Regions from separate parts of the Homo sapiens genome. Here region 2 is linked to region 1. The links are chromatin contacts, found by Hi-C or POLR2A ChIA-PET in ENCODE. All regions are on one chromosome and are shown on one strand. The core of a region is the stretch at or near the end of the contact, and the rest is flanking DNA. Distances in the headings are between cores, read along the strand shown.

What was found. A loop is a pair of places that touch in the nucleus more often than their neighbours do. ChIA-PET counts read pairs that join two places held with the same protein, here RNA polymerase II (POLR2A).
Region 2: a map of OCI-LY7 shows a loop between it and region 1 (6-fold over the local background). The contact joins the promoter of BMP3 here to the promoter of CNOT6L in region 1. A Hi-C loop is called at or near these places in 1 of 168 maps with a recorded cell type or tissue (OCI-LY7). POLR2A ChIA-PET finds 5 or more read pairs at or near these places in 1 of 52 experiments (OCI-LY7).

The regions. Positions count from the first base shown.
Region 1 is chr4:77,817,874-77,820,978 of GRCh38, forward strand. CNOT6L (CCR4-NOT transcription complex subunit 6 like) reads right to left here and starts at 1,495. Exons shown (of 12, transcript NM_144571.3): 1 at 1,431-1,495. The coding sequence starts at 1,435. RefSeq lists silencers at 792-1,191, 1,272-1,341, 1,832-1,931, 1,972-2,131, 2,392-2,541.
Region 2 is chr4:81,029,179-81,032,283 of GRCh38, forward strand. It overlaps BMP3 (bone morphogenetic protein 3), which reads left to right and starts at 1,530. Exons shown (of 3, transcript NM_001201.5): 1 at 1,530-2,422. The coding sequence starts at 2,107.

The DNA of each region.
Region 1 (3,105 bases), core at 245-2,744:
GCTAAATGATCTAACTACATACAAATGTAATGAGGTTGGAGTAGAAAAGCACATTAGCAAATAATTATCCAAATGCCATTTGTATTTGGTTCTGAAATGTACTGTAGACCTATTGGCAGCAGGTTTATCTTTACAACTGGGTTTTGCTTAGGCTATTCTCAAAATAGCTTTCCAGCAGCACATACTGAGTAGACAACAGAGGTTGCTTGATCTAGTTTTTGGAGACTGAGGAAAACATGTTTGTTGAGCCTATCTTGATTGACAAGATAACTAGAGGCAATACGGTAAAATGTAACACTGTGCTTCCAATGTGTACAAACGGCTCAGCTAAACTCCCTGAACACAATCCACCTAAACAGTCTAAGCTCAATAGCCGACCGAGTTAAGCAGGATGACAGCTCCAGTAACTTCCTCTTCCTCACCCAGCTCCTCAGCTCGGCGGCGCGTACACGCCTCTCCCCCTAGGAGGCAGGATAAAACAATTTCAAATGCACAAAATCCATCCAATCCCACAGGCCAGGAAAGCCAGTTTCCCTTTCTTCCTCAGCCCTTCCAAGAAAATGTTTGTCTAATTAAAAAAAAAAAAATCTTACCAACGGCAAAGTATTTGCAACAAAAATCCAAAATATTTACTCAGTCCCTCCACACAGCCTTAGGGGAAGGATGAAAAGAAGGGAACACGACACCGCGTATTCCCAAGACTGACTGTTCTGATTCACTTTCCTCCCTCGGGTCCCACAGCCGGCCGGGCGAAGGCTTGCAGTTGGAACGCCAAAATAAGCCTTCGCCTCTCAGGAGACGCGGAGGCGGCCACGGCGACGGCAATCGGCGAGTCCCGCCTCCGACCCTCACCTGCCCAGGCCCGAGGCAGCGCCGTGGGCTCGCGCGGGCTCGCCGTCCCGGGAGGCGTCCGGGGAGGTGGGCGGGCGCCCAGGCAGTTAGGCCGCGCTGCAGGCCGGCGCGCTTCCTGCCGCGGCCGGGGAACGGCGGCCCCGGGATCAGCGGCGCGGCACCGACCAGCAGCTCTCCCAGCCCCGCTGCCGCGCGTGTGCCGCACTCACTCAGCCCTCCCCGGCCGGCCCCCTAGGAGCAGCTCTCACCTGCGAGGCTCGGGAGCCGCAGCCACAAAGCGGGAGGGACACGCCACTCTGGGGTCCCGGCCCCGGGCCACCCCCGACACACACACACACACACACACACACCCCGGAACCTTCGCCCGCCTCTGAAGAGACGCGGGTCAGCCCCGCCGCCCCCTCCAGTCACCCGACACACACCCACTCGCCGTGGGTCCTCGGGCCGCCTCCCCGCCCGCCAAAGTCCCAACTCGCACACCCACACGCACATTTGTCCCTCTCCCACCTCATTTCCCCGGGGACGCGCTCCTCTTCCCAACACTCTCGGTCCTACTCGGAGGCAAAAGAACACTCTACCTCATTCTCTTCCTCTGGCCCAGAAGCAACAGCAGCCATTTCCCCGCGGCAGGGGAAACACACACACAAACACGCGCGCGCGCGCGCACCAGGCCCCCACAGATGCTTCCCCTCCAGAGCCGCGGCCGCAGACGCAGACGCAAACACAAACACCCACGGCGGGCCTCGCTCCCGCCCGCCCCGAGGGGAAGCCGCGGCGGCACACAGGGCCCGTAACCGGGGCTCGCGGGCGGGCGCGCAGGGAACCCGGGCCCGGGGTCTCGGGGGGCCCGCGCCCCCTCCTCACCTGCATTCAGCGCGCCGGGGTCCGGGCGGCGGCGGCGGCGGCGGCGACGGGGCGGCTGGTGCTGGTGCTGCGGCGGCGGGGGAGGCGGCGGCGGCGGTGGCGGCGGGGCTGAGGGCAGCAAAGACATGCAGGCAGCCCGCCGGAGGGGAGAGGCACCGGCCGGAGGGGATGCGGGGCGGGCGGGCCGGGCCGGGCCGCCTGACGAACGGCAGAGGCGGCGGCGCGGAAGGCGGCTGAAGGGAGCGAGGAGACAGACCGGGGGTCGGGAAGGGGGACGAGGGCCGCGCCGCCGGGCTTCGAGGACAGTGACCCCAGGCGCGCAAGAGAGGCCCCGCGGCCGCGGCCGCCGGCGCGAAGGCCCCAGCCGAAGGAAGCTGCGCCCCCGCAGGGCCGGAGCCGCGGCTACTGCTCCGAGAGCCACGCAGAGCCTGGCCTTGGCCTTGGCCTCCTGGTGCTGGGGCTGCCGCCGCTGCGGGGGTTGCCGCTGCGCCGGGTGCTGCTGGGGCCGAGGTTGAACAGAGACGCCAGCTTTCGGTGCCTTCGCTCCCGCTCACACACGTTCACACCCCCGAGGGCCGGGGGAGAGGCGTCCGGGCGATATCGGTATTGAGATTAATAACAAGGTGCAGAGAGTGCGAGAACGAGGAGGGTTGATTGACGTGGAGGGGCTGGCGGGAGTCAGTCACTCCCCGGCGCGGAGGGTTGGGGTGAGGGGAAGGAGGCGGGGCGGTGACGGGGCGGAGCTCCTACGCAGCGCCTTGGCCCCGCCCCCCGTGCGCCGCGTTTTGTCGCGGTGAGCGCGCGGAGGCCCGGGCTTCTTAATGGTTTTCTGTTTTGCTCTGGCTGTTTTCTCACTCTTTTTTCCTGGCCTGAGCGAGGAGCGGGGCTGAGAAGAGTGGTAGAGTTTCAGAAACCCACATCCACAGAGCCTTGGCGAAGAGACGGGAAACCGCCTCACCCCGGGTTCTTGTGTGGGCGCTGTTTACTGCACCCTCCTCGCCCGAGGCGACCTGACAGCGAAGCAGAGCGTAGGTCTAGGTGGCTGAGACGCCAGGGGAGGTGAAGTGACCGAAGGAAATGTTTCCTGACATATTCGGTGGATTTTTTTTAAAAACATATAGCATCTGTAAGTTGTATCGTCAAAGGTAAATAAAAGAACCTGTGACGCTCAGCGATAACCCGGTCCTATTTTCTAATTCTCCCTTCTCGTTGTAGACTTTAGTTTGTTGTTTGTAGCTTATCCATGCCATCTACAGAATGAAAACATCCAAATGCAAACTAGAAATAGTAGTGTTTACTTGGTGAACCTGGCTGTGATACTTTAAGTTTCTGGGGTTTGTTTTTGTTTTTGTGGGCCAGCTTCAGCTTTTTTGGGCCAGCAGTCCAAAA
Region 2 (3,105 bases), core at 280-2,779, 3.2 Mb after region 1:
TCTAAAAGGAATGTGTTGTTATTCACCATCAAAGAAGAAACTCAGATCTGGAGACATGGTGTGACTCCAGGAGCCTATCTTCTTTTCGATCAACTCCATTGCCCTACAGAGGGGAAGAGGGATAAATGCAATAGACATTGACTGAAGATTTTACTGCATATGGTCAAGAACTGCACTAAACATTTACATGGATTGCACACTGAAACTTCAGTTTAAATGCTAATTTCACTATTAATAGTGTGGTTATCTGGCCTGAGGCCAGAAATCAGACTCCCTGAATTTGGATCTCAGTTCTGTCACTTACTATGTATCCTTTTGCCTCAGTTTCCTCATCTGTAAAATGGGTTTTGCTGTGAAAATTATTTGGTAATATACTTGAAATATAAATAACAAGGCATGTCTAGAGCATAAGTGTGGAGAAAAATGTTAGCTCACAGTTGTTTTTTGTTTGTTTGTTTGTTTTTTGTTTTGAGACAAAGTTTGCTCTGTCACCCAGTCTGGAGTGCAGTGGCACAATCTCGGCTCACTGCAACCTCCATCTCCTGGATTCAAGCCATTCTCTTGCCGCAGCCTTCCCAGTAGCTGGGATTACATGTGCGCACCACCACGCCCAGCTAATTTTTGTATTTTTAGTAGAGATGAGGTTTCACCATGTTGGCAAGGCTGGTCTCGAACTCCTGACTTCGTGATCCACCCGCTTTGGCCTTCCAAAGTGCTGGGATTACAGGCCTGAGCCACTGCGCCAGGCTGCTCATAGTTTAATCTCCATTGTACAGCCATGACAAGAGAGAATTAGGAAGACAAAGCTAGCGACTCTTACATTCTGTTCCGGACTCCGGGATCTTCCACACACCCTTGTTTTTAGCCACCACTGCACCATCCTGCTGGGAAACCTTTTGGGGACCTGTAGGAAGGAAACCTTTGGGGGAAGCTGTAGGTGGGGTTGTGGTGTGTTTGCTTGTTTTCTTATTTGTTTTTAACATGATATTGACTCGCACATATTTCTCACCTCGAGAGAAGATGATGCGGGAGAGAGGGGCGTTATGATGGGTATGCTCTCAGAAAGACAGGAAGCTATGATGACGGGCTGCAGGTGCAGGGGCCCGCAGTGTCCGTCAGAAGAGGCTCGGGAAAGTAAGCGAGAATGGTGTTCACGTTGTGACTTTGTTTGGAATCATAAGACCGAAAAGCCAGGAAGAAGTTCTGTTTTCCTCTGCCCTCTTGCTAGCCACCACACAGCCACTGTTCTTGGAGAATTAAAAAAAAAAACAAACAAAAACAAAACAAAACAAAACAAAAAAACCGTCCCTCCTACCATTTCTTTAGTCCTGAATCTCCTTTTCCCTTCCTCTCCCCAGCCATCCCCACCCCTACTTCCTCTTCTCTCCCTCCCGCTGCCAGTTCTCTGGTTACTCCCCCCCTCCCTTGCTTCTATCCCAGCCTGGTGCAAGCTAAGAGGGCGAGGACGAGGGAGTGGGAGAGATTGGCTGAGGACTCTACAGATCAGCTAGAGAGCGAAAGAACTAAGTCTCTCTCTCTCATACACACACACACACGCACACACGCGCGCGCGCGCGCGCACACACACACACACGTACACTAAAAAACTCGGACCAGCCGCGCCGCAGCTGCTCCAATCCCTGGAAAAGGCAATCGAGCGCCCTCCGGACCGCTGCGCACAGCCCCGGCTCCGACCTGGCGCCCAAAACAGAGCTAGTCCTAGTCCCTCGCGCGGCCAGTTTGGCCGGGTGTTCCCAAAAATAAAGCGAGGAGGGAAGGTACAGACAGATCTTGAAAACACCCGGGCCACACACGCCGCGACCTACAGCTCTTTCTCAGCGTTGGAGTGGAGACGGCGCCCGCAGCGCCCTGCGCGGGTGAGGTCCGCGCAGCTGCTGGGGAAGAGCCCACCTGTCAGGCTGCGCTGGGTCAGCGCAGCAAGTGGGGCTGGCCGCTATCTCGCTGCACCCGGCCGCGTCCCGGGCTCCGTGCGCCCTCGCCCCAGCTGGTTTGGAGTTCAACCCTCGGCTCCGCCGCCGGCTCCTTGCGCCTTCGGAGTGTCCCGCAGCGACGCCGGGAGCCGACGCGCCGCGCGGGTACCTAGCCATGGCTGGGGCGAGCAGGCTGCTCTTTCTGTGGCTGGGCTGCTTCTGCGTGAGCCTGGCGCAGGGAGAGAGACCGAAGCCACCTTTCCCGGAGCTCCGCAAAGCTGTGCCAGGTGACCGCACGGCAGGTGGTGGCCCGGACTCCGAGCTGCAGCCGCAAGACAAGGTCTCTGAACACATGCTGCGGCTCTATGACAGGTACAGCACGGTCCAGGCGGCCCGGACACCGGGCTCCCTGGAGGGAGGCTCGCAGCCCTGGCGCCCTCGGCTCCTGCGCGAAGGCAACACGGTTCGCAGCTTTCGGGCGGCAGCAGCAGGTGAGTGCGCGAGGTGAGACTCCCTTCCCGCGGTCCCGCCCCAGCTTTCTCCCGGGACCCCCCACAGCTTCCTTGTCTGCCCCTTGCTTGGTGGCGCTGCCTAGGGACCTTTCTCCGCCCTCCTCAGCTGCCCTCTGGATTCCTCCGTCCAGTCACACCCCGCGTGTCGCCAGCTGCATCTCCTGTAAGCCCAGTTTTCAAATCCAAAGTGAGAGGGGGAAATAGAATGAAGGCGCGGAGCAGTGGAGGGGTAGGCTGGAGGAGCTTCGTGGAAAAAGGGAAGGGGCGACACCCCATGCCTGTGAGGCCTCCTGCCCTGAGTGACTGGAGCACCTCTAGGGTACCTTATTCTGTTGATTCCTAAATCGGCCAGCGGAAATTCCTTTGGACTGGGCTTTAGCCATGTTTACTAAGAGGCAGATGCCATTTTATGCCAATGCCAGGACCCGAGAGAAATCATACTTGAATAAGACGCCTTCCCCTCTCCTTTTCTCCTTCCCCAGTCGCTTCTCCAGATATTGCACCCGCTCCTAATTCGCGCCCTTTGTGTTACTGTACTATATTTGACACTTTACTTGATAGTTCCTTAGTGGCAAAAAAAAAAAAAAAAAAAAAAAAAACAGGTGCTTGGGTGTTTCGATTATTAAAACGCATCTGGGTAAACAGGGGTTGTACCATCCATC